2 separate regions of the Homo sapiens genome follow, and region 1 is linked to region 2. Evidence: chromatin contacts called from ENCODE Hi-C or POLR2A ChIA-PET data. All regions are on one chromosome and are shown on one strand. Each heading gives the region's core, a stretch centred on a gene start or an enhancer-like site at or near the end of the contact. The rest is flanking DNA. Distances are from core to core; before and after follow the strand shown.

Evidence for each region. A loop is a pair of places that touch in the nucleus more often than their neighbours do. ChIA-PET counts read pairs that join two places held with the same protein, here RNA polymerase II (POLR2A). Pooled maps may share reads with other maps.
Region 1: a loop to region 2 is called in a map of stomach, with 2.6 times the contacts of the local background. The contact joins the promoter of DENND2B here to the enhancer-like site in region 2. A Hi-C loop is called at or near these places in 25 of 168 maps with a recorded cell type or tissue (GM11168, IMR-90, PC-3 and 15 more), 2 of 37 single-sample maps with no recorded cell type and 17 of 50 pooled maps. POLR2A ChIA-PET finds 5 or more read pairs at or near these places in 11 of 52 experiments (AG04449, AG04450, BJ and 8 more).

The regions. Positions count from the first base shown.
Region 1 is chr11:8,807,896-8,812,269 of GRCh38, forward strand. It overlaps DENND2B (DENN domain containing 2B), which reads right to left and starts at 2,779. Exons shown (of 20, transcript NM_213618.2): 1 at 2,622-2,779. DENND2B-AS1 (DENND2B antisense RNA 1) reads left to right here. Exons shown (of 5, transcript NR_120590.1): 5 at 2,182-2,381.
Region 2 is chr11:8,719,192-8,723,531 of GRCh38, forward strand. The region is part of intron 4 of DENND2B (DENN domain containing 2B); the gene reads right to left. It overlaps LOC107984308 (a long non-coding RNA gene), which reads left to right. Exons shown (of 2, transcript XR_001748118.2): 2 at 1-341. Among named protein-coding and RNA genes, the nearest start is that of SNORA3B, 36 kb to the left of the region's middle. Within about 2 kb of position 2,205, at least 13 of the 41 ENCODE cell types and tissues checked have a DNase peak (open chromatin) inside an H3K27ac peak, as active enhancers do; they include PC-3, PC-9, breast epithelium and 1 more, where a contact is called at or near this core.

The DNA.
Region 1 (4,374 bases), core at 1,529-4,028, 89 kb after region 2:
TATGGCTGGCAGGTCTTCCCCATCCTACAGTAAAGCTGGGGCTGTGGGTGACGCGCTCTAGTATGCCATACGCCCTTTCGACTCAATGAGGACAGACCTGGGACTCTCCTTGCCTGGAGTCTCCCTTCCCCTGCTCTTCCATTCCTTGGCACAGTCCCATGGCATATCAAGAATCTCTGCCCTTGGAATTCCCACTTCCTTGTTTCTTTTTCTTTCCCCATAAGCTGTGGCCTTATGAGTTCCTGAAAGACCTGCCCAGCCCCCAAGAAGCCTTTCGGAGCAATAACACTTTCTCCCAGTTAGAACCCTGCCTTCTAAACCCAGAATGAAGGAGAAAGACCCCTTTGCCCACTGCAGAGTGTGCCCAGCAGGACCCAGCAGGATGAGGGAACCAGGCCTGGCCTCTTTTCCAGCTGCTAAAGTTTATGGTGCCACAACTCTACAGGCAGCTGTGGGACACAGGAAAAGCGACGGGTCTTTTGGAATACCTCTCCTCTATACTATATATAAACACATGAGTCAGGTGACCAAGGAAAGCTTCCTCCCTGCAGGATCGTCTATGAGGCTCCAGTTTTATGGCAAACATCACTCTTATGAAACGACCCAACCCAAGGAAAGCAACATTTGTTTCCTTAAACATCCTGAAGAAGTCTTTTCAGATTTTTCTCATGTTTACTTATAAATGCAGAAAGGAAGAAGGCACTTTATAAAATGAGAGAACCAGAACAGAGAGGCAAAGTGACTTTCCAGAGAGAGTTGGGTCATTCCTCAAGCTTCAATTCACAACACGGTTCGTTAGATAGGACGTGACTTGTTTCAAACTACTTTCATGGAAGTTATCCCACTGGCTCCTCCCAACAGTCCTGTGAAGTTGTTCTTATTACCTCCATCTCACAGGTAAGAATCTGAAGCTCCTATTAGTTAAGATACTTGCCCGTGGCCGCCCTATGGGAACAGAATCTAGCCGTCGACTCAAGTCTAGCAACCCAAATCCATTATTCTTTCTGCTATACCAACAGAAGGAGCAGCAGCTCCTGAAACTGGGTCTCTGCTAGCCCTCTTCACAGATGTGGGGATGGTAAAATTGAAGAGCTCCAACTACACACACAAGTAGAAAAGAAGGCTGAGGTTCTGGATTTACACTGCCAACTGAAGGGGCCACTGGCTCAGTGTTATGCCACATCCCTCCAGCAAAATGTAGGTTTCAACTAAGCAAAGGATCCCTGGAGTGTATGTAGCAAGAGGAATAACTTCAGAAGTGGACCGTCTGAGGTCCAGGGCCATGGAGTTCACCCTTGTGGACCCTCAGGCCACAACCACGATGTATACATGTACTCATTTTAGGGAGCCGGAACTGGGGACATGGCCAGTGCTTGCATTGGCAAGCTGATCCGAAGTTAATCAGAATGCCCCCTCATTGTTTGCCAGAATACAAAAGACATTCTGTTCAGAAAGTTCAAGAAGAAAAACTGAAGAACCAGGACAGCAGCTGTTCCCTCATCCCACAGAGAAACCAAAGGCATTTGCAAAGTTCCCTGAGGCCAAGAAGTGAATTTAAGACATAACATGGCTCAAGTGGAAGCACAACCCCTGATGGGTCTCCGTTGCAGGAAGTGTTTGCTGCATTCATCCTCCTCATAATATTACTGACAACCCCACTACCCTATCACCTATAAAACTGCCTTTCTGGGAGGGTCTCCTTTCCAAGGCCACACAGCTCACCATGTACCACTCCTCTAGGTCAGAACAAGTTTTACCAAAACTTAGGACAATCAGTGTAGGAGTGCACAGCGTGGACACTGCGTGCCCTGAGATTTGGTCAAAATGTAACCAAAGGAATCCACCCGGCACAACTACAGTGCCTCATGTTCCCCAGCTCTTAGCAGCTGCTGCTGAGAGCTCACTCTGGGACATCTGGATGAGAAACCTGTTTGCAGGCCCCCCAACCCCAAGCCAGCCCCCTCCTCCACCTCTTAGGAAAGTCTGTGATCGACCTTTTGATGTGGGAGGACAGCTTGATTCTTACCAAGCTGCCTGGAAGAGAGAGAGTGCAAAACCCCAGCTCAGGCATCCCTGTGACAGTCCCTCTGTCCTAATAAATGCTCTAGAGGGACTTGGAACTCACCACAGGCTCCTGGCTGAGCTTAATTAGCCTTTTTTTTTTTTTTTTTTCCATTACAGGTCAGACATAGCAGCACCAAGAGACAAAACAGACAGTGTTCACTAGGACGAACAAGCGGCTCAAAAGGCACTGGAGTTTCCCTGTAAGAACTACAAACACCACGGGAGTGATGTTAACTCAGATTTTTCCATATAAAAGATTCTTCCTGTAAAAATATCCTGTGCCTTTGTGCTAAATAAAAGTAAAATGATGCTTTTTAGAGTGAAGTCTAAACACCTCAGATTCAGCAAGAGTGAGATCAGCTAGATTTGCAAAGTCAAGAAAATTGGCTGTTTCCCTCCTCCTTAAGCTAATAGAATCCAACTGTTGGAGCATGACATCATTCCTGAGCCCCAAACCCCGAGCAGAGACTACAGACACTCGCCTGACTCCCAGAAAACAGCCGGAGAGAAGGGCCAGGAAAGGAGGCCAAATGATCCCAGCCCGGAGCTGCCCTTACCTGAAAGTCCCGCTGCTTTCCTGCCCACTCCATTCTCACACCGCAGCCGGCTAGGGAGCCCAGGGCCCCCAAATCCACTGGCTTAAGCTCCGATACCTGCTGCGAGCTTCCCACAGCTCCTTCCTCTGACCTTTCGTGGCGCTCCTCGCAGCCAAGTGAGCAGAGCACTGCTAGCCGGCCAGGCCGGTTGTCATGGAGACCCTGTCCTCGCTAGGCGGGCGCGCGCACAGCGGCGCGCTCTTGGCCTAGCGCGTGCACAAGGGCGCTCTCTTTTTCTTTCTTTCTCACTGTCTCTCTCTCTCTCTCTCTCTCTCTCTCTCTCTCAGTTCTGGGAGGCTTCCATGAAACAGCACTGTCTTTTGATCAGCTCGGTTTTTGCATGCATTCCACTCCTCCTACCTCCCTTCCAGTCCAACAGGGGCTCTGAACTGCTCCTGGGAACTTGCTTGAACAGCTCAGAGGGGAGAAGGGAGAAGACAGTGAGTGGACTTGTTTTCTTCCCCTCCAGTGTCTCATTTTTTATAACTTGGAAGAATCCCTGCCAGGGGGGAGGGAGCTAGCTGAAGCGCTTGAAGGGGACCCAGCTTCCTCTGGGTCCTGGAGCTCGGGTAGGAGGGACCCTGATGCGCTGCCTTGACTTGTTTGTGCACTTGGGATTTTTCCGGGCAGCAGTTGGGGCGGAAATGCACTCACATCCCAGGAGCTCGCCTGGACTGGCCTCTCTGCTTACCTTGCTGCCTGTCCAGGTTGTGGCGATGGCTTTAACCAGTGCAGGGACTCATGGTACTAGTGGTGGCGCCTAAGCAGTCTCTCATCTTCCTGAAATGGAGAGCAAAGACAACTCGGTCAGGACCAGGAAGAATCCTGGGCAAGTCGAGAGTCACAACCCAGACGACAAACCTGATACAAATACAGCCTTGTCTCTCTGCCCTGCTAAGGATCTGCAGCTAAGGTGCAGGCTTAGTGGGAGCTGCTGTCACAGTCGGTAATAATATTGCTCCTGTCAGAAAATGAGCACAGTCCCTGGGACACGGCAGACCCCCTAAGTTTAGTCCCATCCCCATCCCCATCCTGTCCCTTCCTCTCCCCCCTACCCAGCATACATTTCTGCTTTGTAACATTCTTTTTACATGTATCATTTTGTTTGATCCTCATAACCTTTTGAAATACACTGCACAGATATTTTTATGACCATTTTTTCAAGTTTATTTATTATTCTTCTTAAATTTCTTTTAGAGACAGGATCTTGCTCCATTGCCCAAGCTGGAATGCATTGGTGCAATCATAGCTCACTACATCATCAAACTCCTGGGCTCAAACAACCCTCCTGCCTCAGCCTCTGAAGTAGCTGGGACTACAGGCATGCACCACCACGCCTGGCTACTTTTTTAATTTTTATTTTTATAGAGACAGGGTCTCACTATGTTGCCCAGGCTGGTTTTGAACTCCTGGCTTCACGCAATCCTCCTGCCTCAGCCTCTCAAAGTGCTGGGATTACAGGCGTGAGCCAGCATACTGGCCTTATGACCATTTTATAGATGGAAAAACTGAGACTCAGAGAGATTAAACATTTGATCTGCACTTATACAGTTAGGCAGTCAAAGAACTAAGAGATCAGCCAAGTTCGCCCTAGTCCAGCACACTTTCAACTAAAGTATATTGCCACCTGATTTCAAAAACTGTCAACTTTTTGATAACTGGTTATGAGATAACGCTGGGCTCCCAAGGGAAGGTGGAGAATCCTTGTAAGTTG
Region 2 (4,340 bases), core at 955-3,454:
CTAGAGAGGACACGGGAGAAGAGCCAATCCCTATATGCTTGCAGATTCCTCCATTTCCAAAGTGGAGCTCCCTCCACATTGTGGCATCTACTTATGCAGAACCACAACGAATTTAGGAAATGCTCTAACAGAGTTAGGGTGTGGGTGTGAAGGAGGGATTTCAGTGACAGCTAAATAGACTGCAGTGGGAGCAATATAAATCTCTGTAAACTTATGAGTCAAAGATGGGTCACTGGGATTTGGGACTGGATTAAGTGATTCCCAACTCCAAGCAGAGTCCCCAGCAATGGAACAGACCTTTTCCTGTAACACAGTCATGCTATTAAAATGACTTGTCTCCATTCCAGAGCCCTGACTAAGCGGAGCTGGCCCAGCAGCCCTGTCGCAAGAAGCCAAATAGCAAACCCGGCACCCCCTGCATGTTTTCTCCAGCCTACCCCACTGTGGGGCACTTAGGGAGGTGTTGGGGATGGATTCTCTACTTCTTGATCCTTCCCCAACATATGCCCTGCAGGAGTGAGGAGGTGGGGGAACTAAGAAGGGAGAATGCCAGGACACAGTCTTCTGATCCCCTAAAACAGGACCAGAGCATCACTGTCCACATCACGGCAGGGAGAACATTTATGCCAAGCTCAACAAATCGAAACTGCCTTGGACTGCATGATCAGCCAGGGCCTTTATTGTCATCCCCAACCTATAGGAAGCCTTGTCCCAATCCCAGGGGTTTCTCCAAGCCACTGACATTTGGGGTTGAATAATTCTTGTTGTGGTAGACTGTCCTGTCCATTTTTAGGATGTTTAGTGGCAACCTTGGCTTCTATCCACCAGGAGACATTAGCATCTCCTTAGCTATAACAGCCAAAAATGTCTCCAGACACTGCCAGATGCTCTCTGGGACGGACAGAGGGAAGGAGGGAGAGAGAGGGAGGGAGGCAGGAATGGAGGGAGGGAAGAGTGAAGTTGTCCCCCAACTGAGAACCACTGCTTTAGATAGAGCTTTCTAAACTTCCAATGGCTTCTGAGTGTGACATGAGTCCCAAGACTAGCCCTCTTTTTTTTCCATCCTTCCCTCCTTCACCTCACTCCCTCCTTCCTTCCTTCTTTTCCCTACAGTAAGAGCTTTGAATATTGATACAAAATCCAAAGCTCCAAGAAAAAGACATAGGATACTGAGGCCCAGGGAAGTAATAGATGTACAAGCCTGGTGCACATCACTGACAACCCAGGGGAAAACAGCCAGCAACATCAGGTTCTCAAGATAGGTCCTGTCTCTGGAAACTCAATTTCAGGAAGGCCTGCTCCTCCCCAGCCCCTTGTGCCAGCCTCTCTTCTCCAGCAATGTTTAACATCCTGTCTAATGTAACAAAGCCACTAATCAGTTCTCCAGCAAATAGACGGCTGGCTGCAGCCCACACGCTGCCTCCCCAGCCTCAGCTTGGTCCCTTCACTGCCCTAACTCATCTCTCAGCTTCCTGGACCATTCCTGACTGCCCCGGAGGAGCTGTCTCAAATAGATTCTCCCAGTCATCTCTCCAGGTGGACAGGGGACCAGGGGATGGAGATGTACAGAGACAAGTGGACCCTGAGTCCTGGACCACTAAACTGAACCAGCTGAGAGCAAATAAGTATCAAAGGAATGGCTCAGAGTTGGAGGAGACGGTAGGCTGGGAAATGGTGTGCAGAACATCCTAGGGAGGACAGAGCTAAAGGAGCTAAGGCTGAATGGGAGATTCAGCAGGGGCATGAATGGGAGACAGGGAGCCTGGCAGACTGCAAATTTCTACCTGCATTCCTGCCCACACAGCTTTCTTGGGACAGTCCACATGACCCTTGGAGAGGGACGAAGAGGTGGACCCTCTTCCCTGAAGGCCTGGCCCTCAGCAAGCCCAGCTGGAGAAGCCAGAGGTCTCAACCTTTCCCAGCTTGGATGATGAAATAAGGGACAAAAGGCATCACCGAGAATTTCTGCTTTGCACTCTTCTAAAAGGGGATTATCAGAGCCCAAAGGTGTCACACAAATCCTCTTAAAGGAAGAATCCAGCCCCTCTGGGCCCTGCTCCCACTCCTCCCCACAACCTCCCACTCCTCCCTACAACCTCCCACTCCTCTCCACAACCTTTCACTCCTCCCCATAACTCCTTTGGTCTTAACCACACATACAGCACTCCCCCAGCCCCAACCTAACTGGAAAAACCAGTTAGGAAAGGGGTGTGTGTATACGCACAGGCACTGAGAATTTCTCCAAACACAGTCCTAAGCTTCCTGGACCACACCCATTACTAGGGTCCTGGGTCTGCAGCTTCCCTCCCCAACAACCTCCGTCCGGTTCCAACCAGCTGTTTCTCCTGGTTCTCAGCCTTTTTCCCTCTCTCACACAGGACAGAAAGGGCCAGGATAAGAGCCCAACTCCCTGGCAACAGATCAGACTGGGGCCTCTAAGGGGCTGGCTGTTGCCCACCCTCCAAGCCTTGACACCATTTCTCGACAGCCCCGGCACCTTCCCTGGGCTGCACCTCTTGGCTGTTTTGTTTCCCACTGCAACCTCCATCCCAGTGGGTGCCCTCTGCTCCTTACTGTTTCCCAGCCTGGGGGCAAATAAGGGAAGCAACCAGAGAGAGTGGAGGCTCAAAAGACTTTGCAGTCCAGGCTGACTGGCCCGGTCCCCGGCTTGCATCCCACTGAAGTTCCTGGAAACGCTCCCTCAGCCCAGGCTAGCTGATGGGAGTGGGAATCTGCAGGAATGCAGCTCAGGCGCCGAGGCCACTCCACATAATTCCTTAACAAGCTGCTTCCTTGGGTGCATTTTTAAGTGTCAGGCTCAGAATGCAAACATAAGGCCTGGTAGAATAGCAGCATCTTCCAGGGGCAGATGTGAGATGGGACAGGCGGGAAATAGCAGCCCTGGAAGCAGCAAGGCAGTAACTTTCTTTCCGAACTCCTTTTCTGCAAGTTAGCAAGGTAAACCTCAGTATGTTTGGGAGTACCCCACCCCAGCTCCTCAGGCATCATGCCTAGTGTAGGCAGGAGGCCAGCAAACCCTCCACAACCCCCATTCGAGTCCACTGTTCACAGACAGACATGTTTGTCTTGGGGCCAACTGGCCCTCCACCTATGACAGACAGGACTCCAGTCCAATCACCAGGACCCAAGATGGAGATGAGCACTAGGCTCTCTGCCTCCCAACAGCTCCATTCCTGCATGCCTGCAGGAGCCTGATCCAGCGGGGTCAGAGTCATCCTTCACCCCACAGAGCACAGGCTGGGCCAAGACCAGAGAGACGGCTCCCAGGAAGTCCGAGCCACTGATCAGTCCTAAGCAAGACGGGAAACTGCCATTCTGAGTTCAGCAATAAGACACCCCCTGAAGCCTTGTGGGGAGCTCCAAACTCTCGGGCCTGTCCCCAGGGAAGGAAAAGGAAACCCACCAGAATCTAACAGAAAGAGAGTATTTTCCTCTGTATTTCCCTCTGGCCTCCCTAGTCAGGTCCCAGAAATTCAGATTGGGCTGCTATGGGGACATAAAAAGGGAAAACACGCACAGGGCACTGTCCTAACTGCAGACTCCGGAAACCACCCCCACCACCCCACGAGGCCAAAGCAAAACCTAAACATCCGATGCAGTATATTCCCAAACTGGTGCCTGGGTCGCTCCCCTCCCTTTCTCCTGCATCCTCCCCCTCTCTTCTTTCCCTGTTCTCTAAGTGCTCCAAAGATCCAGAAGCCAGGTGAGCAGCTACCTCTACCTTCTGCCCACACAGCGCTGACCCCTAGCTGTACTCAGCCACCCAAGAGGCAGCCAAGGTGCTCCCATATTTTTTTTAACTCCTCATGCAACACCCAGAGTGGAAGAGAGTCCTCCCTAATGAGTGGGGAGGCAGCTCTGTTGCCCCACCCCCTCCCTACCTCCTGTTGCAGGGTACATTCTAGTTTGGCAGAAACTGCAATGTGTCAGTTTGCTGCCCAGGACCCTGGGAGCACCCAGTGTGGCTGCTGCCGTGGGCAGAGAGGGCTGTGTTTTTCTGATGTCCCTTGACTATGCTGGGTGCTGGCAATCCTGTGGTCCTCCCATTCTCTATTATCTGACAAGGATTTCCTGTGGGGATACGTTCTTGGATCATCTGAACTGAAATAATTTGAGAAAGGGACGGCTTCAACCATTTCTCTCTGTCCAGAGTTCCACCATCCAGGGCTCTGTTCAGGATTTTTTGGGGCAATGTTTGGGGGGCAGAATTTTGGAAGAACTGTTCTGGGCAACACAGCTGTTCCCCAGGCCTTCTTAGGTCAGGTTTGAGAGAAGGGAAAGAGGAGGGCAAGTGTGTCTAGGCCTCTGCCTACTCACTC